2 separate regions of the Homo sapiens genome follow, and region 2 is linked to region 1. Evidence: chromatin loops called from intact Hi-C (ENCODE). Cell type or tissue: adrenal gland. All regions are shown on one strand. Each heading gives the region's core, and the rest is flanking DNA. Links, peaks and the distances in the headings are about the cores only.

Region 1 (10,532 bases), core at 2,746-7,745:
CATTGAGCAAAAAGTTATCAGAATTGGGTGTTTCACAAAGAGTGTGTGAAACAATTAATATATTGAATATATTACTGTTTTTCCCAGTCATTGCAGTTTCTTTCTACAAAAAACAAAACAGTAGTACAGCCTCAAAAATCTACAGATAATTTAGATCTATAGTTACGTATTTAAAAAGATATGTAAATCTACCTGTATCTTTATTAAAGACAGAAGGAAAGCAAGAATCAGATCAACAATGCTTCACATTGTGTGACAGGACTAAACTCTTAGAGAAAATTACACAATTTTAAATTATTCTTATTTTTGAGGATTTAACCTCTATGAACATCATAAAAGATTTGCACCACCTGGTGGAAAAGCAAAGATTCGAACACAGTTAAATCTCTTTATTACAGTGTTTCTTAACTCCTGGATCAAAAGACCTTTCAGGACTTTGATAAAAGCCCAGATCCCTTCCTCTCCAAAATGCAGGCATATGCATGCACGCCCACACAGGCACACACACATACACAGATAATAAGCAGTTCCAACAACTGCTGAGCCCATCTATAGAAAACCTTCATCTGTTGTTGGGCTTACATTTCCCCTCGACCGCCCAGCATCAGAATCCTCGCCCCACAGTTGGGGACTCCACTGCTGTTGAGTCCTGCTCAGCAGGGCAGCCAGGCCAGATGCCCGCCCTGCCTGAACTCCGGCCAGGGAACCACTGCAGGTGCTCACAGGGGTCCAGTGCTCCCTGTGGAGGCAGCATCCAAGATCCAGGCTGCTCATGGGTGGTGATATCCCCTGTCCTGGCTGCATAGCTTCTTCCCCTTGTTCCTCACTGTCTTTTAAACACAGATATCCACCTGTGTTGGGGGTTATGACAGCAACCTGACACCCCTTCCAATGAGGTCGTTCCCTGAGTCAAAGAGGCTACTTCTACTCTTTGCAATCAAGAACTCTGGCTTTACGCTTCTACTTGATTATAAGCCTCTGCCAGGACCTCCCTCTAACCTCCTACACACAAACCAACGCTATGACCTTCTAACCAACTTGGCGTCAATAGAACAAATGAGGTTTAAAGAGCTACTGGAACTGAAGGTAAGGACAGAGGATGACCCCTGAAAATACACAAGAATATCACTTTCATTAGACCTAAGGCAGGGTTCCTACAACCCAACCCCAAAAAGAGGCTTGTTTACCTGCATAGCTTCCACATGGCTCTGACTGGTATTTAAGACAATTAAGTAAATTGTCCTTTACTTTAAGTCATGACGTTGGATAAACAGCATGGTTTCAACCAAATGTGACTGACAAACATTTAATGAGAGAAAACTGGTAGAGAAAAGTTAGGTGGCATGGACACAAAAGACAATGCCTGTTGATATATGCATGTCTTTAATCAACAAAATAAAAGCTTAGCTGACCAAGCATTCCAATTTGAAAAAGGTAATCCTGGTTTTTTACATAATCACAGATTTTTTTTAGCTGAAGTAGAAATATACAAATCTAAATCCTTTCAGTGTAGATAAATAGGTAACAAAGATCAAAAAGTGGTAAGTAATTTGGCTAAGGACATAGCTAGTTCATGATAAGACTAAGGACCAAAGGGGTAACAACATTCATTCTATGTGCCTGTTACTCTGCCAGGTATATTATATAAAGTGTCCATTTTAACTCTCATCACAAATCTGTGACAGATATATTATACTCATTTTATAACACAGAGAATGACAGTCAGAAGTAAAACGTCCCATCCACAGAGCTCCTAAAAGGCAGAGTAGAGATCCAAAACTCTATTTATTAATTTCTAAAGTTAATCTTACTCCCTTCCTGGCTTTAGGGTTTGGGGAATGGAGAATGATTCTTTGTTGTTGTTGTTGGTGGTGGTGGTGGTGGTTCTTTGTTGTTGTTGTTGTTGGTTCTTTGTTGTTGTTGTTGTTGTTGTCGTTGTTGAGATGGAGTCTCGCCCTGTCGCCCAGGCTGGAGTGCAGTGGCGCAATCTTGGCTCACTGCAACCTCCGCCTCCTGGCTTCAAGCAATTATCCTGCCTCAGCCTCCCAAGTAGCTGGGACTACAAGTGCATGCCACCATGCCCAGCTAATTTTTGTATTTTTAGTACAGACGGGGTTTCGGCATGTTGGCCAGGATGGTCTCAATCTCTTGACCTCGTGATCTGCCTGCCTCAGCCTCCCAAAGTGCTGGGATTACAATCGTGAGCCACCGCGCCCATCCAGAGGATGATTCTTAACTTTTTCTGTGTACCCTGTATGCCTCTGCAGTTTAGCCAAATTGATGGACCCCTTTTCAGAATGTTTTAAAATGCATAAAATACACAGGATTAAAAAAACAATTACACCAAAATATAGTTCTCAAATATTAAAAATTACAGTTGATAAATAGTAATATCTGTGCTTCTTTATGAAAGCATTAAATAAAATCTAATAAAGCCCCGAATAACTATTGTTCCTTGCCTTCAATAGAAAGGATATCAATAGATCAAAACACTAAAACATACTGAATTTGCACGGTATTAATGTCTAACAGATACATCAGGTTCCTTAATTTTTTTCTGCACAGGATGTTTAAAAATAAGAAGAAGAAAAACCACAGACTAGGTGCGGTGGCTCATGCCTGTAATCTCAGTGCTTTGGGGGGCCAACACAGGAGGTTCACTTGAGGCTGGGAGTTCAAGACCAGTCTGGGCAACAAAGTGAGGAACTCCCCTCCCCTCCGCCAAAAAAAAAAAGTAGCTAGGCACACTGGCATGTGCCTGTAGTCCAAGCTATTCGGGACGCTAAAGCAGGAAGGGGACAAGCCTTAGCTTGTCCCCAGAAGTTTGGGGTTGCAGTGAGCTACAACTACACCACTGCACTCCAGCCTGAGCAAAAGAGCAAGACCCTACAAAAAAAAAGGAAAAAACAATAAACAGAATTATCATTTAGATTTCATTCTCCCTGTTGAAGAACATTTAAAAAGAAAACAGGAAAACACTCACTGCTACTATCTATTTCATATACAAAATTCTTTTCCATAATATCCAGTGCAACCTCTCAGCCACATACAACTACATTATCCACAAATATGTTTATATTCAACATAACCTACAGTCCAGCAATAAAATGCAGAAAGGAATATGGTTTCACAGATTGGGAGTCAGAAAATCTAATTTTTGCCACCAATGCAATAAACGGTCTCAGGAAAATCATCGCTGATCAATATATGAATGACCACAGTAGCAAACACACGAAGAAACTGACACAGACAAACATCTCTTTTGATTCTACACTTATGTTTACTAAATAGCCAGGCAACCAAAAAAGGTGCTCAAAAATTATGAGAATGTGGCATGATTAACAAGACAAATAATACATACTGAACTTTGAAAGATGAAAAACCTGCAAGAAGTGAAAATGAGGCACTCCTCTTCCAACCAAAATACGATATACACCCACCCACTCCAAGACCCGGGCCTCAACACCCACTCCGTCCCCTCCATCACTGCTCCTGACTGTTAAGGTCACCCTGAGATAACTTGGTCCTTGTAAATATCCACATCCTCCAAAACTTGAACGTCACTACTTTATTTCCATGGTTGCCTCCATTCAGCCAGCCTCCACCCAAATGATCTGGCCAACTCCTATTCATTCTCCAAGACCCAGCCTCCACACCATCTTCTCTGGAGGGCTGTTTTTTGTTTGTTTGTTTTTGGTTTTGGTTTTTGAGATGAATCTTCTGTTGCCCAGGCTGGAGTGCAGTGGTGCAATCTCAGCTCACTGCAGCCTCCGCCTCCCGGGTTCAAGCACTTCTCCTGACTCAGCTTCCCAAGTAGCTGGGATTACAGGCGTGCGCCACCACGCACACCCAGCTAATTTTTGTATTATTAGTACAGATGGGGTTCCCCCATGTTAGCCAGGCTGGTCTCGAACTCCTGACCTCAGGTGATCCACCTGCTTCAGCTTCCCAAAATACTGGGATTACAGGCGTGAGCCACAGCACTCAGCCAGAAAGCTGCTCTTTCATACTGTGTTGTTAGCTGCTTATGTGTCCGCCTACAGGACCACAGAGATCACCCAAGGGGCTGTGCATCCCTGGAGCCTACAGCAGTGCTCAGAACACAGATTGATGAATTAACTGAAGAGTCACAGGGTAAATGCTCAATTGATGCCTGAAATTACTTAAAATTCTCATGTTGCTGTCACCCTAACAAAAGTATTTCCACAAAGACCATACAATTGTATATCCTATACATACGTGGATTTTTACATATAATGAACATTTTTCATGTTTCCACAGGATTTCAAAAATTATCATTTTTAATGTCTGCCAGAGCATAAGATCAATTTATTAGTCTGCACTGAAGGGCATTTAAGGCACTTCTACTGTTTTGCTATTAAAGATAACACCAAAATCAAGCTCTTTGAACAAATATCTTTTTGCTTCAGCTGAATTATTTCCTTAGGATAAATTTCAAGACATAAAACCCTTTAAAGCTCTACTATGTCATCAGCAATAAATGAGTATACTTGTTCCACACAACCTCAGCAGCCCTGGGTGCCATTTCTTTAAAATAGCAAATGCGTGGGTAAATAAAAATTGTCTCCACATTGTTTCCATTTTTTCTTATTACAGAGAACGATGTTTCCATATAATACTTTAGCATTTGTAATTCCCTTTGTCCATTTACCTATTGTACCTTTTCTTACGTATTAGAAAAGGCTACCTTTTTCATACTAGTTCTGAAATAAGCAGTTTATATTTTTCTATCTGTCATGCTTTTTGTTTCTGGACTGTAATTCTCTAAGCCCTAGAATGAAATCTCAATGTTTTTCTATATTTCCTACTTTCTATATATTGATTTTCTACATATCTACTCGAAAATGTATGTTGATTTGTGGGATGAATTTCAGTACTTTCCCCTCCAAACATCCACTCCGTTAATCCCAACATCATATTTAAAAGATCCTTCCCTGTTTATGTATCTGCTTATGTGGGTATACAAATAATTCTAAAACGATTAAATGTTAAAAAATAAGATTCACTTTAGAAGTACATTTCAGAAACAACAAATTTTGCTGATATACACACACAGGTTCAGAGTACAAGGAATACATAAAAAGCAAAATGTACTATGTGTAATTTTTCATTGAAATTAGATTTTTCTAGAAAGACCCACCTATCAATGGGTCCTGACACTCCACCACTCTGAACTATTCTTATTTCATTAAAAAAGAAGAAAAAGCATGCTTGCAGTTTTTTCCTCAAACAGTATGCATCTAAACTTGAAAAAGATAATGCATCATTTACATGACACCTGCTCTTCACTTCCAGTAAGTCCTATCTGCAGAATTCTGTCAGACAAATCAGGATACACTTAGAAAGATTAATCTGTGACTCCTGAACAGATACACTCCAAGTTTATTTTCAAGCAACTGAGGAATATACTGAACAGCTTTCTCTGTCACAGATTAAACTCATAGATCAATTTTAGCCAAGACCATGTGCATATACCCACCATATATAGATCCTGGTACATACACATACACACTTTCCGTAACCAGAAATAATAACATCCACATCCATGAGGTGTCAGTAGCTCTTCATACATCTGGTACCAAGCGCTTGATTTACACAAATGGTATTTTTCCCAATTCTAACATGCTGCCAGCCCCAAGCTTACCCGCATTATTTTTCCAACTACATTTTCGTTGAGATCCTGCACTTCCAGGCTGTTTCAGTGGCATGTCAGATCAGGATGCCACACACAGCCTGGTACAACGCCCAGGTCAAGAAACCACACTATTTGACCAGGTTACTCTCCTTACCCAAGTCTCTGACCCCAAATTCCTTTTTCCTCTCTTTCAAGTACCCACAATGAGAAGAAATCAGAAATACATGCATAGGTTTTACGAAACTGGGACTTAGAGAATTAGCTCAATGTGGGCACAGAAAGTAAAGAGAATTCTTGGGGTTGAGGGGGTAGCTTTCACATGGAATCAGAAAACACTGTTCTCCTTTCCCAGTCTCTCCTGACAGTTTTCATTGTTCCATAGCCCTTATCACTTTGCAGCTGTTACAGTTTTGGGCTTGTCTTAACTCTCCTATTGAACTGCAGCGTCAGGGTCGCTGAGGCTACAATGTATGCCAGAGTCACTCAGGTAACCTCCACAGCACTCAGCAGGCACAGTGCCTTGCAGGGCTATTTATCAAACATTTGCTAAGTGTACAAGAAAAATTATCCAATCTGCAAAGAATAAAAGGTCTAAACTTTTACTTAATAAAACTCATAGATTCGGTTGCCAAAAATATGATTTTTAAAGCCTAAGAAACAGTAATCATTTTTATAAATCTGTTACAGACCAGCCTCAAGAGACACATTTATATCAGTGTTTAACAAAAGTACAAGATTCAGACCAAAATGCATACATACATAACTTCTTGCTTGACTCTTACAAAAAAATGCAGGTGCTAAAAGACTATCTAATGTTTATAAAATCCATTATTTAACTACAGCAATTCTGCTCTATCATGTATGTTACTGGCATGGGTGGGTTATTAAGTCAGACCGCATTCCAGACAGCACACGGCTGCAGTTCAGGGTGAAGAGACTGCCTACAAAACGTCTGCTTAATCCCATCCAATCTTTAACCAGAGACTTCCTGATTTCACCTTACAACAAATGAGCCCTGAATCCTGATTTCCTGTATGTCTAAATTCTGCAATGCCTATGTTGCGAAATTTAAACCTATCCAACTAGTTTAAGAATTACTCTTGAGGAACACACTATCCACAACAAATGTACTCTTCAGGAGACAAGAAGGTTTCCAAGGAACAAGAAGTGTCTAGAGATTTGGCTTTTAAAAACTTAATATTTTTTTAAAAAGTATTCTAGAATAAGGTACTCTGTCAGTAAGTAAAATAGTAAGATAAACTATACAATTCTCAGTTCTAAAAACTCTATGAAAATATAGTATTATTAAGAGGGTTTGGACATACTGGAGTCCAGTTGTGTCCACCCCAAAACTAAAGGTGACATTAAAACCTGATGTAACCAAAGTTACCACTTCTTCCATATTAACTTAAATATCACAGAAGAGAACCGCTGAGGTTGAGCAGAGTGGGCTGTGGTCCAGCAAGGTTCAAGAACGTTTCTCAGTACATTCTTTGATAATCTCTCTTAGAGACCTTGCTTTGCCCCTTCTAATCATGGCCTGAGAATGTCGACATAACAATGCTACTGTCTCTCATTGTACAGATGTTCCACCTGATAATCTTTTACACACACACACACACACACACACACATGCTCCTCTACTTATAATGGGGTCATGAACTGATAAACCCATCATAAATTGAAAATATCATAAGTCAAATGCATTTAATACACCATAACCTACCAAGCATTGTAACAACCTAGCCTACCTTCAATGTGCTTAGCACATTTATATTAGCCTACAGTTGTGCAAAATCATCTAATACAAAGGCTCTTTTATACTAAAGTGTTAGATATCTCACATATTGAATACTGTACTGAAAGTGAAAAACAGAATGGTTGTATGGGTCGAAAAATCATAAGACAAACGATTGGTTAAGTCAGGGACCGTCTACATATGAGTTCATTCACCGTAAAATAACAGTGAAGTTTCATCATCACTTGTAAGCACATGAAATTTATACTTTAGAAAGGAAATCACTATGAAATGTTGGGAAATTTTGGATATCTGGGAAGAGCATTCAACCAAAATGTACCCTGAAAGAAATACACTGTATGTTTCAGTTAGTATATAAAATAGCAAAATTATTCTACAAAAAGGAGAAAACGTTAAGAAGCAAAGCTAGGTAAAGCAAGAAGATAAATCTGGTGAAGAAAAAGTTGCCAAAAACACACCCACAACCACAAACTTTCTGGGTGGGTAAACAAACGTTTGCTGAATAGCTACTAAGTACCAGTTTTATCTATGTTATATTTAATTTTCAAAATAACCCATAAGGTAGGAATATTATATCCAATTTAGGATGAGAAAACAGGTTCAGAGAGATTAAGTAACATTCTGTCAATCACAGACCTAGTAAGTTGTACCAGGATTCAATCCCAATCCCACAACTCTAAACTCCAAACTCTTGCTTTTTTTCCCCCACTAAACCACACTTTCAGTTATAGAAGTTTAAATATAAAAGTTATCATGGCCGGGCGCGGTGGCTCACGCCTGTAATCCCAGCACTTTGGGAGGCTGAGGCGGGCGGATCACAAGGTCAGGAAATCGAGACCATCCTGGCTAACACAGTGAAACCCTGTCTCTACTAAAAAAAAATACAAAAAATTAGCCGGGCATGGTGGCGCTCTTGTAGTCGCAGCTACTTGGGAGGCTGAGACAGGAGAATGGCGTGAAACCGGGAAGCAGAGCTTGCAGTGAGCCGAAATCGCGCCACTACACTCCAGCCTGGGCGACAGAGCAAGACTCTGTCTCAAAAAAAAAAAAAAAAAAAGGTTATCAGTGAACTAACATTTGCATCAGTAGTAGGGATTTTAAATATGCAGAATGCCTGCAACAGTATTTTAAAAACACAATCATCACACTATTTGTATCTTTTAAAAAGCATCTAGATTTTCTGCCAGCTTGATGGGTCTCTACATGCAGTCTTAAGTAAGAGGCCTGTCAAAACACACTGTGCAACTTGATGTTATGAGGGCCCAGGACACTGCCTGCTGCAGGAGGACAGCATGGTCCACATTCACGGTCCACAGGAGGACAGAATGGTACACATTCATAGGAAATGCAGCAAGGACAAAGTGAGGAGTGACAAATCCTCTCCACAAAACGCAACCATAAAGCCACACAAAACTGTCAAGAACCACCACTGTCAGCGCTCTGGCAATCACCCAAAGCCGTATACACGTGGAGGGGCATTTCTTCGTGGAAAGTACTGAACTGCAGGTAAGACTAGCACATTGGCATTTTTTGCCCGGGGCTGTTCCTGTCTCCCTATCCCAGTTCTGTCAGTGCCAGGGTTCAACCAAGAGGGGAAAGCTGGGAAAAGCAGCAACTTCACTGCTTTTGCCAGGCCAGGTTCACCAGATTTGGAGCACAGTCAGTTAAACTGGCAATCCCAATAGCAAGAGAACTCAAGAAAATCAATGGCAATGTCCGCCTGAGGCTGAGGTCCTGCTGAGGGCAAGCAAGAGACTAGAAGACTAGCCAGGGACTTACTAGGGAGTTCTGGTAGGTGAGCCACTTACAGTGTGCTGGGTAAACTCTCCACATGTATCCCAGGTTAACCAGAGACTCTGCACATGTGTCACCAACACTAGGGCAGTCTCCTAACCTCTGCACACTCCTGGGCCACAGAGCCTGGGCATACACACACAAAGAAGACATAAGAGGGTCCAGCTGAAAGTTAAAGCCAGGACAGATGTGAGAACTGCCTGTGATTTGAAAGTGCTCCCCAGCCCACACACAGACCCACAGGCAGAGAGTCAAGGTTCAGACTGACTCACAATTAAGCTCTGATCTACCTTTGGCTTTAAAACAAAACTACACAGGGTAACCCTCTAGGAAGCTAGGATTTAAAGTAAAACATAAGAAAACAAAAAAAACAAACAAACGAAAGCAAACCTGGGCAGAGCCATCAGCAGCCACACAACATGAGAGAAATAGCCTTCACATATTTAGTCCAGAAAAGCTACTAAACCAAAAAATAACTCACAAGGGAGCAAGGATCAGAATCCACAGTTGCTACAATCTATTATCTTAAATGTAAAATATTCAACAAAAAATTGGAGACATGAAGAGAAATAAGAAAGTGTGACCCATACTCAGGGGAAAAATTGAGTCAATAGAAAGTATCTCTAGTATCCCCAAATGCTGGATTTAATAGGATGAGATTTCATAGTAGCTATTATATGTTCAAAGAACTGAAGGGAACCATATTTAAAGAATTAAAGTATGATTATAACAACAAATAGAATCTCAATAAAGTGATAGAAATTATTTTAAAAAGAGACAGAGAAGCAAATAGAAATTCTAGAGTTGAAAAGTAAAGTAAGTGAAATGAAAAATTTACTAGAGGGACTCAACCGCAAATCTGAACTGGTACGAGAAACAATCCATATATTTGAAGATAGCTCAATGAAAAGTATCCAATCTGAGGAACAGAAAAAAATTAAAGAGATATTAACAGACCCTCAGAGACCTGTGGAACAACAAACATAAAAATAAATGTGTGATTAGAGAAAAGAAAGGTACAGAAAAAATATATGAAGAAATAATGGCCAAAAACTCCCCAAATTTGATAAAACAAAAATACTGATCTACATATCCAAGAAGTTCAATAAAATTCCAAATAAGATAAACACAAAGAAATCCACAACTAAGCACATCACATTCAAATTGGAGAAAGATGAGAAACAAATGGAAAGAACCATGAAAGAAACAATTCATCTTGCAAAGAAAACAAACACAACACAATAAACAGCTGACTTCTCAGAAGTAACAGAGGCCAGAGAATAGTGGATGTTCAGAGTTCAGAAAGAAAAACAACAAAACCCT
Region 2 (10,532 bases), core at 3,681-8,680, 190 kb before region 1:
CTTCCTGGTCAGTGGTGTTCAATCACCCACTCCTGGCAGAAAGTAAGTGCTGCGGAGAAGCAGGAGTGCCAGGGTTAGATGGCTGAAAGTTCACAGCCAGTTCTGGGCTGTTAATCTCACGGCTTATTGTTTGGTTATAAATCTATTTTTTATTAAAATATAATTACACTTACATAGTAACAAGGCTTGTATATTATGGCAAGTCATTTTTCACAGGGAGAGAACTGCAGACAGATTGCTGGAGATGCAAGGAATTATATTTCTCCACCTTAGGCCAATGAACTACTGTTTTGGTTCTGTGCCTTGGGCAAATCATTTTCAAAAAAGTCTCCTGAGTCTCCAAAAATCTTTCACCCTTTCTTTCTTCCATCTGCAACAGACCCCGTTACTTAATAGAGAAGAACAAATACAGTCAATTCTCATTATTCAGAAGTTCCGTATTTGCCAATTCACCTGCTTGCTTAAGTTTATTTGTAACCTCAAAATCAATATTCATGGGGCTTTCAGAGAGATTCATGGACATGCAGAGTGGTGAAAAATTCGAGTTACCAACCCACACGTTCCTACCTGAGGTCAAACAAGGTGACACTAGGCCTTCTCGTTTCAGCCCTTATCCTGTAAACAGGTGTCCTTTTTGCCATCAATTTTGTACCACGTTCTTCACATTTTTATGCTTTTTGTTGGTGGTTTCACTGTTCAAAATGGCCCCTGAGCACAGCGCTGCCTGGTGTCCCTAAATGCCAGAAGGCTGTGATGTGCCTTACAGAGAAAATACATGCGTTAGATAAGCTTCATTCAGGCATGAGTTATATGGCCGCTGGATGTGAGTTCAATGTTAATGAATCAATAATATATGTTACATAAGGTGTTTTTCAACAGAAATACACATAAAACAAGGTTATGTATTGGCCAGTTGACCAGAGGTTTGCAGGAACCTAACCCTATTTTTCTCCTAGGAGCAATGTAGTTCAGTATTCACTCATTCAGTGTTCGTAGTGATCCTGTAGAACATAACTGCAATGAGAATAATAATAATAGGAATCTCATGAATAATAAAAATCAATTGTAATTACCATTGGTAGCTCTTGTTTCCCAAAATGCATATACCTACATTTTTTCTAACGAAGGAAATTATTTGAAAGAAGATAATTCAAAGAAGAGAAATGAATACTTTTATAAAGAGAGAAAATGTAAGATGAAAAGTAAGAGGACCTGGGGTTTATTGAGTTTGGAGAAGAGACATCTGTGAGTCTTTCTGATCTCCATTTTAATCAAGGCTCAAACAAAGCACAGACGATCCTCCCCTAAAGCAGGTCTGATTGTGTTTGAAAGCAGGGGGCATTTTATTGGTCAGGGTGACAAAATTTTGGAACATGGAGTTTCTACCCCAACCAGCTTCAAAAAAAAGAGAGATAACTGACATTAATTTACAAAATTGCTTACCTGAACTTAAGAGTTCTAAAACAGACAGTCAGACTGGCTTTTCACAGCTCTGGGACCCTGTAAATGGCATCCACCTGTCAGAGGCTCTGCTAAGTTAAGAGACAAGGTCTGCAATTACAGAATGGTTTTCCCCAGGAAAGAATTAACTAGTTTGAATAGGCCCATATAGGGATTACAGCTAAGCCATTGGCCATGTCCTGACAAATATTTTCCAGACTGTGTTTCCTGAAAAGTAAGGTGGGTCGGGTTTTATTTCACTAGGGTATATGTGCATGGGTGAGTGGAAAGGAAGATAAAGGGGATGTGTGGGTGTGAGTGTGTGTGTGTGAGTGTGTGTAAATGTAATGATACATCTTTTCTATATTCATGTTTCAGGTTTTTTTTAAGAACATATTATTCATCATTTTGTTCTTATCTCTGTAGTACAAGGATATGGGATTTGAAATCACACCAAGTGCATTTGAAGCTCACTTGCGTGGTCTTGGATAAGTTACTTAAACCTCCCTACCTTCAGTTTCCTTATCTGGAAAACAGAATACCACGTTGACCTTGCAGGATTGTTTAACAGATTCTCCCTCTAGTTCAAGCTGCTCTCACGGTGTTCTGTCTCTTACTTGTCCCCCAGTATGCGTTCTTTCACTAGTAAAGCGTAAATTCCACCAGGGCAGGTACCGTGTCTCTTTTCCTCACCATGTGTACCCCCAGAACCGCATGTACTGGTGTGCCTCTTGCATAAGCAGGAGCACAATAAATGTCTGTTGAACGAACTTCTGTAAGAGAGTCACTGTTAGGTTAAAGTTCTTCAAAAGTGCATCGCTGCCCATAGAGCAAAGTTCAAACTCCTTAGAGTGCCATAAAAGCTGTTTTTGAGTCAGCTCCTGCTTACCAAGATCTAACTCAGCTCTCGGCACCCTCCTCCCTCCTCCCAAGGCTTCTGGGCATGCCTGTGCAGGTGGCATCCTACAGGAGGGCTCCCCGACAAAGGCTCATATAGAGGCTGACCTCAGCCTCCTGGTGCACAGCGGAGAGACTCAATCATCCCAGAGGAAGTCTCTTTTTTCTCATTGGTTGGCCTAGAGAGGGGACGCCCTTCTGCAATTTATTCACCTCGAGATGAGAAGTTTCTACTTTGCACAACAGCCCATGCACAGAGCAGCATCTGTAAGCTTCAGCCATGCAGTTTCGTTTCCAGTACCCTCAGGCTGCTCCAAGAGCTCTTGCCTCTGGGCTTTTGAAGCGTTGCTCTTTCTTTACCTGGCTAAATACCATTTCTCCTTCAGGTTTCGGCTTAAATATCACTTCTTCCCCAAAGCCTCTCTGACCCCCAGGATGGTTACTGGCCACTCAGCACGCCATGCTTGCCTCTTTTCTAGCATTCATTCATTTACCCACTCACTTATATAATGATTATTTATTAAGCGCCAGCCAGAGTAAGGTGCCAGTGTATGGCAGTCCACAAGATGGACACAAGTCCTGTCTCTTGGAGCTAACAAAACATCAGCGAAGACAGGCATTAAATAAATCACTACACTTGGCCAGGTGTGGTGGCTCACGCCTGTAATTCCAGCACTTTGGGAGGCTGAGGTGGGCAGATCACTTGAGGTCAGGAGTTTGAGACCAGCCTGGCCAACATGGTGAAACCCTGTCTCGACTAAAAATACAAAAATATTAGCCTGACATGGTGGTGCATGCCTGTTATCCCAGCTACTCAGTAGGCTGAGGCAGGAGAACACTCGAACCTGGGAGGCGGAGGTCACAGTGAACTGAGATCACACCACTGCACTCCAGCTTGGGCGACAGAGCAAGACTCCACCTCAAAAAAAAAAAATTACTGCACCAAGAAATGTTTTATCTTAATTCTGAAGAGGCTCTAGGATGCAGTGGAAGTGTGTATCAAACTGGAGTAAGAGAATCACCCTTTGAGACTGTTTTGGAATTTTCTAAGTTCTTGTCTGTCTGCCTTCTGGGCTGTAGCATGCCTGAGCTCTAAATCTCATTTTTCTGAGTTATAGCCCCAGAGTTTAGCATAAGACACTCAATATGCACTCCATAAATTATAAATATTGCCGATATAAATATTACCATCTTGGAAATAGTCTCTACAAAGCTGTGTACTTTCTCACCTGTGACGAAACAGATTTTGAAGTACTTCTGTCCACAATTTTTATATGTCTCTGAATAGAGACAGTTAGTGGGGTGCACGTGTGGGAGAAGTCTTATAAAACTTGGGGCATTTTCTTTTTTAATATCTAGCCCCCCTTTCTTCCTCCTCCTTAGGAGGTATGAATCCTTCCCTGCCCCTCATCCCCCAGGCCTGAAGAACCTTTCCCCTTCCAACCCTCTCATAACTGGCTGCCACCATTTATGCCTTGCCTGAAGCTCATTCATACCAACTTGTTGATTCCCCCTGGTAGCTGCATTTTTAGACTTCTTTTCAATATCTAGCATGAAAGTTTGTATGTTCTGTAAAAGGAATGTCATGTGACTATGAAAAGTTAGGGGCACTTGAGATACGGGGCTCAGCATTGACATGTGAACTTCATTGCCTCACAAGTATTTGTGTTGTCATTGTGTGACAATACTGAGATATGTTACATATATTCTTTTGCATGACCCAAATACTGCCAATAATAAAATGTTTTTCTAGTTTTAATTCTTATTTAATATTCTCTTATTTTTAATTGACAAATAAGAATTGTATATATTACAGGCCAGGCGTGGTGGCTCACGCCTGTAATCCCAGCACTCTGCGAGGCTGAGGCGGGAGGATCATGGGGTCAGGAGTTAGAGACCAAGCCTGGCCAACATGGCGAAACCCTGTCTCTACTAAAATACAAAAAAAAATAGCTGGGCATGGTGGTAGGCATCTGTAATCCCAGCTACTAGGGAGGCTGAGGCAGGAGAATCGCTTGAACCCAGGAGGCAGAGGTTGCAGTGAGCCAAGATCGTGCCACTGCATTCCAGCCTCTGCAACAGGGTGAGACTCCACCTCAAAAAAAAAAAAAAAAAAAAAAGAATTGTATAAATTACAAGGTACAATAAGATGTTTTGATATATGTATACATTGTAGAAAAATTAAAGCTAATTAACATGCTAATTAACCTCACCTACTTACAAATTTTTTAGGGTGAGAATATTCAAAATTTACTCTTTCAGGTAAACAGGAGAAATAAGTGTTAGGGATCTATTGCATAGCATGGTGACCATAATTAATAATGATGTATTGTATACTGCAAAATTTCTAAGAGTAAGTTTTTAAACATTCTCACCACATAATAAAACTTTTAAATAAAAAATTACTGTTACTGAAGGCAAACTTGGTTAAACCAAGTTAAGATGAAACTGGTTTTTAAGAGGTTGAGGAGTCCTGAGTTGAAGGTACTACAAAATAGCTGCATGAGTTTCTCACCCTCTCCGTTACCACTCCCTTCCCCTTTGCTCACACATACCCAGGGATCCAGGGATCTAGGGCTCCTGGGCTATGGTGCCATCTGCCTTTGTATGTCCCTATCTGTGCTCCTATCTTTGCATCGGAATTTTGTCTTCAATCCTGCAGCTTGGCAGTTATGCTTTATGGCCCCAGACAGGCTGCTGACAGCACCCTCTAGATTCCCGAATCCCTGGGGAGCATGGACCTTATGGATGGGTGAAGAGTGTGTGTGTGTGTATATGCACATGCTTGTGTGTCCATGTGTTGGGGAGTCGTATTCAAGAAGATGGGTGAGAAGGAAGGACATGAGAAGATACCAGGGTCCTCAACTCCGGTTGCAAGGAAGAGCATTTCAGAACTAGGGCATCCCAACTACTTGGGGAGTAAAACTGAGAGTCTAATGATCTGTGTGCTCATAGGGGCTCCTGGAGTCAGTAAAGATCTTGGACATTGGTGCCAGTTATAAGCATCGAAGGAGTAATTGAAAGAGAAGAGGGCCAGGTGTGGTAGCTTGCACCTGTAATTCCAGGCGTGAGCCAACACACTTGGGGAGTTCAAGGCAGGAGTATTGCTTGCAGTCAGGAGTTCCAGACAAGCCTGGGCAACATAGTGAGACCCCTTCTGTAGAAAAAATTTAAAAAGTAGCCAGGCATGGTCATGCACGTCTATAGTCCCAGCTGTCAGGAGGCTGAGGCTGGAGGATTGCTTGAGCCCAGGAGGTCAAGGCTGCAGTGAGCTATGATCACACCACTGCACTCCAGCCTGGGTGACAAAGTGAGACCCTGTCTCTGGAAAAAAAAAAAAAAAAGAAAAAAAGAAGAGGAAATACATTATTTATATGCACAAATAATATGCCAGTCATATATGCCTATAATGTATCAGAAGAAATGTACTATAAATTATATTGGAGTAAAACAGCAAACTCTATTCCCATTCATGAAACATACATCAATAAACAGAGCAGAATTAAACATGGGCTACATCAGACTTTGAGTCAAAATATTTGGCCACAGTGGAGAAATACCAACCGCAGTTTTGCCTTGTTTCCTAAAGAGATGATCTTTCTGGAGGGGTTTTCTGAGATGAGGGGTTTCTCCCCTTTTCCCTTCAGTCTCCTCAGCCCCTTCTTCCTCCCCTTTAATACTTATAATGGTGAGAGTCTGTCAGGAATAACTCAAACAATGGATGACCTCAGAGAGTATAAGCATTTAGCGAGAACATCAGGTAGAGAGAGGGCTCAGGGAATAAGCCTAGCTGCAAAGAGTGAGGGGAAAGAGAATGAGAGACACACTTTTTTTGCTATTTTCAGCATTCGAGAGGGGAAAGTCCCACAGTAGAAGAGAGAGCCTGCAACAATGGAAGAAGGCTGCAGCCTGTATAAAAAAAATATTTTTACATGTGTAAGACATGCAGTTAAAATGTGCACACACAAATAAGCCAGAAAAAGAGCCATCTGACTCAATAATTAGTGTAAATATAACACTAATTTTAGTCCTGTGTGAAATTCCTCAAAATTTGTGATTAAATAACATGCAGTACAACCCATTTGTTCTTCAGCCAACATATACCAAGTGTTAATTGTGTGCTAGGCATTGTGCAATGTGCGCTCTTGCCCTCATGGATCTGACAGTCAAGTGGGCATGACAGTCGAATCAGGGAACTGCCCAGGAGAGAATGTGAGGCTGCACCTTTGATGGAGAGTTCCATGGTACCAGAGAGCATCTCAGAGTGGGATATACTCTCTTAGGAGGAACAGGAAAGGCTCTGAGAAATCTCTCCTGACAAATTATGTTTCTTGAGAAACAAAAATCCTACGGTTAAGATTGCTATTGCATTTAATAACAGTTGGAATTCATATTCCCTGGACCTCTGTTCTAGTTTGGCTATCACAGCGATGAGCCTGCCAGGTGAATTGAGCAAGTTGGGAACTTATTGTAAATGTCAGCTTCTGGCTTCTTTCAAATCACTCAAGATTTAAATATCAAAGATGCAACTTCAGGACTTTCTCTTTTCTTCTAACTTTACATGCAATGTCTGGTTTTGCTCAATTGTCTACTTATTTACCCATCAATAAATATTGAGCTACAGACACTGTACCCTATGTTAAGTGTTCAGAGCACAGAGGCTAGTTAGAGATACCAGGGTGTTAGGAAATGTATGAAATGAATATATAATTACAAATTGCAATGACTATTGCTTTATGGGTCAAAGTTTGTAATTATGGACAACAGGATACACTATAGACAAATTAAGCAGACAGGCGTGCATTAAGAGTACAGCTAGCTCCATATTCTAAAGAGGCCTAAAGAAACAACTCTAGGCCAAAATTCCAAGATCATCGCCCCCAACTATTGCAGAACTAGGCCACCGAGGGAGCTCCTGCCCTTGTTAAGGAGAGAATCTCACATCCTCTGCCAGGACCCCGGCCAGTCAGATGAACCCCTCTATCCAGCTCTCTCTCACCATGTAGCAGCATGTCTAAACCACCTCCCACAGGTATGTCTGATGGGCAGAATCTCAACCATTTCTAGAACCCAGCTGCAATGGAGCCTGGGAAAGGCAGTTTGAGTCTTAGGCCCTGCCTTCGAGAAGGAGACTGGAATGCATGTTAAGGGAGCCCCACACAGTTGGCTACGGCCTCCGAGGGAAAGAGCAGGGAACTGACAGAGAAAAATAACACCAGGCATCTGCTTTAGTTTGAGTAAGAGAACAAGGCCATTCCTAGGAAGCAGCTTTTAAAGTCAGTGCAGAGGAAGGAATAGGATTCAGTTCATCAGTGTGTGCAAAGGCCCTGAGGTAGAATTTGACAGTGAGAACACACAGGAAAGTGAAGGAGGAGACTACGTGGGGAACATAGAGCAAGGCCTGAGAAGCTTGGAGAGGTGGAGGGGCTGATTGTTCAGGACCTCATGCTTTATTCTACCTGCAGTGAGAAGCCCTGAGGGGCCTTGAAAGGGGGATTTGGGTCTACGTTGTCATTAACGCATAGCCGACTAAATATGCTGTAATTCATTGTTAATGCTTTCTTCTGCAAGAAGCAAGATATGTGACTAAAAGGGCCCTAGAGAGAAGCAATTCCAGATTGGCTCAGTCATTCAGTGACTCCTGGGCCCTGGGGCAGCCTCTTCGTGGTCCTTGGTGCTGCTCCCACAGGTTCACAAGACTGTGGTTGCAGTGCCAAGTATCACGTGCTCCCTCGAACGAAGGCAGGGACCGGAAGAAACCTCTCTTTGAAAATTGGGGAAGAAAACCTGTTTTCCAGAAACCTTCACATTCCTTTGCCCAGGATTGGGTGCCATTCCTCTGCTGAGCTACAAACACACCAGGAATGTGATTATCTGAGATTTTCAGATTCTACAGTGGGAGGCAACCAGTGCCGAGAAAGCGTGGCTTTCGATAGGGAACCACAGCAAATGCCAGAGCTGTATTTTATCACAGCCATAAACTCCACACACACTCATGTCATCCACACAGAGCGAGCACAGCCTCGGAAAACACCCAGAACAAGACCAAAGTGAGTCTGGACTTGCCCAGCTAGAGAACACTAGAAACCCTAAGGCATGGAACGGGATGTCTAAAAAAAATCCACACTTGTATAAATCAATCAGTTTTTCCTCGGCAATTGCACTACTTAGAAACTTTGTTTATAAATGTATCGTTAGCATATCCATAGCACGATAAAACCCTAATGACAAGGTGCTTGTAGTATATACCAAGCCTCGCCATCAGACACAGGCCCGGGCAGGGTTAGGCTTGCCTGTGTCTACCCAGAAGCCACAGATAGATAGACTCCCGTCAGTCCTCCTACATTAGTGCTTGGCCATTTGCACACATGCGAATAAGCCTGATGTTCTTCCCCCTCTCTGTGACAGGGTGCCAGCGTCAGAGGAGTCTACCTGGATTGTACTCTTTGTAGTTGGTGTTACTACAGATCAATCATTTCTCTTTTTCAGACCAGGAACAGCATTTTACTTTCCTTATCTAGTTCTATTCTTTCATCATCTCAGAAGAGTTCCAAATTTCTCCCTCCATCAAGTAAGGGGCTAAGTCGTGTTTTCCAGTTATTGTTGTTTGCACAAGACAGAGGCAGGCAGGCACACCCCCAGATATATGTTATTTTCTGTTTCTTTCTAATGCTTGTTGGATAGAGACTAACGACCCTGCCAGACCCCAACGCCATGAAAAATCTGGACTGCTGCCCTCTTGCACACTAAGGTGGAGTGGGGAATATTCAGCTGCCTCTTTTGTTCTCATTAGACTTTCCCTAATGTATTCCCAACTCCCTCTACCAAAATCCCGGCTCCGGCTGCTCTCCATCTGGGAGAGCAGGGTTTACAGCTGTCTCTGGCTCTGACAGTGTGGTTTTGTGACCAACAGCATGAGGGGCTTGCTGTTACATAGAATGGACTCTACTCCAGAGATTTGTCTGTGAAATGTCTAGTTGGAGGTGTAGAGAAAAGGAAAGAGGCAGAGGGATAGAGAAACAGAGAGGAGAATTTCTATGAAAGCCTTCAGCTAAATTCAAGATAAAGTGTAGAGTATGATAATGCATTTTTGCAGGGAGGGGTGTGGAGTCTCGCTCTGTCGCCCAGGCTGGAGTGCAGTGGCGCTATCTCTGCTCACTGCAGTCTCTCTGGCTCGGGTAGTCCTCCCACCTCAGCTTCCAAGTAGCTGAAACTACAGGTATGCACCACCACACCCGGCTAATTTTTGTAATTTTAGTAGAGGTGGGGTTTTGCCATGTTGCCCAGGCTGGTCTTGAACTTCTGCGCTCAAGCAATCTTCCTGCCTTGGCCTCTCAAAGCACTGGGATTACAGGCATGAGCCACCAGGCCTGTCATAATGCATTTTTAACGTTGCAAAAGAAGTGTTAGCTCTGCTTTTTCCCTTGCCTGCTGCCCTGCAATTTAGAGCTTTAATGTTCAGCATCCAACCTGAGGCCCCGCCGTCTCTGTAATTCCAAAGCCTCCTATGAATAATGAAATAGAGTAGGAGAAAGGAAAGAGAAGGTAGAAGAGAAGTGAATAGAAAAAAAATGAAGATTGGATGAAAGAAAAGAGGAGAACATGATTATAAGTGTAAGTGATGGGATAAAATTGCTGGGGAGAAAGAATTCGCTCAGATAGAGAACTCTTGTACCAAACATCTGAGAGCCTGCTAAGTGCCAGGCCCTCTGCCGGGCACTGAACGCCGAATATGCAGAGATGATCAAGAAAGACAACTTTCCTGCTTTCATAGAGTGTGCATTCTACCAAGGGAAACCAAGAATAAACAAATAAACAAGTGTATGACGTAAGGTCAACAACCGATAAGTACTGTGAAGGGAAATCAGAGTAAAAAGATAGGGTGCAATAGGAGCATGGCAGGAGGCAAAGATCTCTCTAAGGAGGTATCATTTGAGAAGGGAATTCAAGAAAATGAGAGAGCAAAGGACTTCGATGTCTGGGAAAAGGGCACACCAGGCTTAGGAAAACGGAGAGAAAATATCCAGAGGTGGAAACAGTCCTGGTGAATGGAGTGAGGGAGCAGGACAATGAGGGGGAGGGATGAAAAGGGAAGGATGGCCCAGAGAAGTGCCAGGAGGAGCCCTGGGAAATTGTAGTCAGGAGACAGTTTGTGCTTTGATTTTTATGTTAAAAAATGACTACGACACTGAAGA

What was found. Hi-C counts contacts between places; a loop is a spot of excess contacts. Peaks named below come from ENCODE experiments on the same cell type or tissue, not always from the same donor. Only the 100,000 strongest peaks of a DNase experiment are listed, where the experiment ranks them.
Region 2: a loop joins it to region 1, with 2.2 times the contacts of the local background. A loop is called at or near these places in 13 of 110 quality-filtered maps.

What each region holds. Positions count from the first base shown.
Region 1 is chr6:12,030,080-12,040,611 of GRCh38, reverse strand. The region is part of intron 2 of HIVEP1 (HIVEP zinc finger 1); the gene reads right to left. Among named protein-coding and RNA genes, the nearest start is that of HIVEP1, 23 kb to the right of the region's middle. RefSeq lists enhancers at 3,311-3,810, 3,811-4,312 and a silencer at 5,922-6,216. In adrenal gland, for the core only: no CTCF peak of the experiment used is centred there; no DNase peak of the experiment used is centred there.
Region 2 is chr6:12,220,710-12,231,241 of GRCh38, reverse strand. It overlaps a transcript of EDN1 not described here. Among named protein-coding and RNA genes, the nearest start is that of EDN1, 64 kb to the left of the region's middle. In adrenal gland, for the core only: no CTCF peak of the experiment used is centred there; no DNase peak of the experiment used is centred there.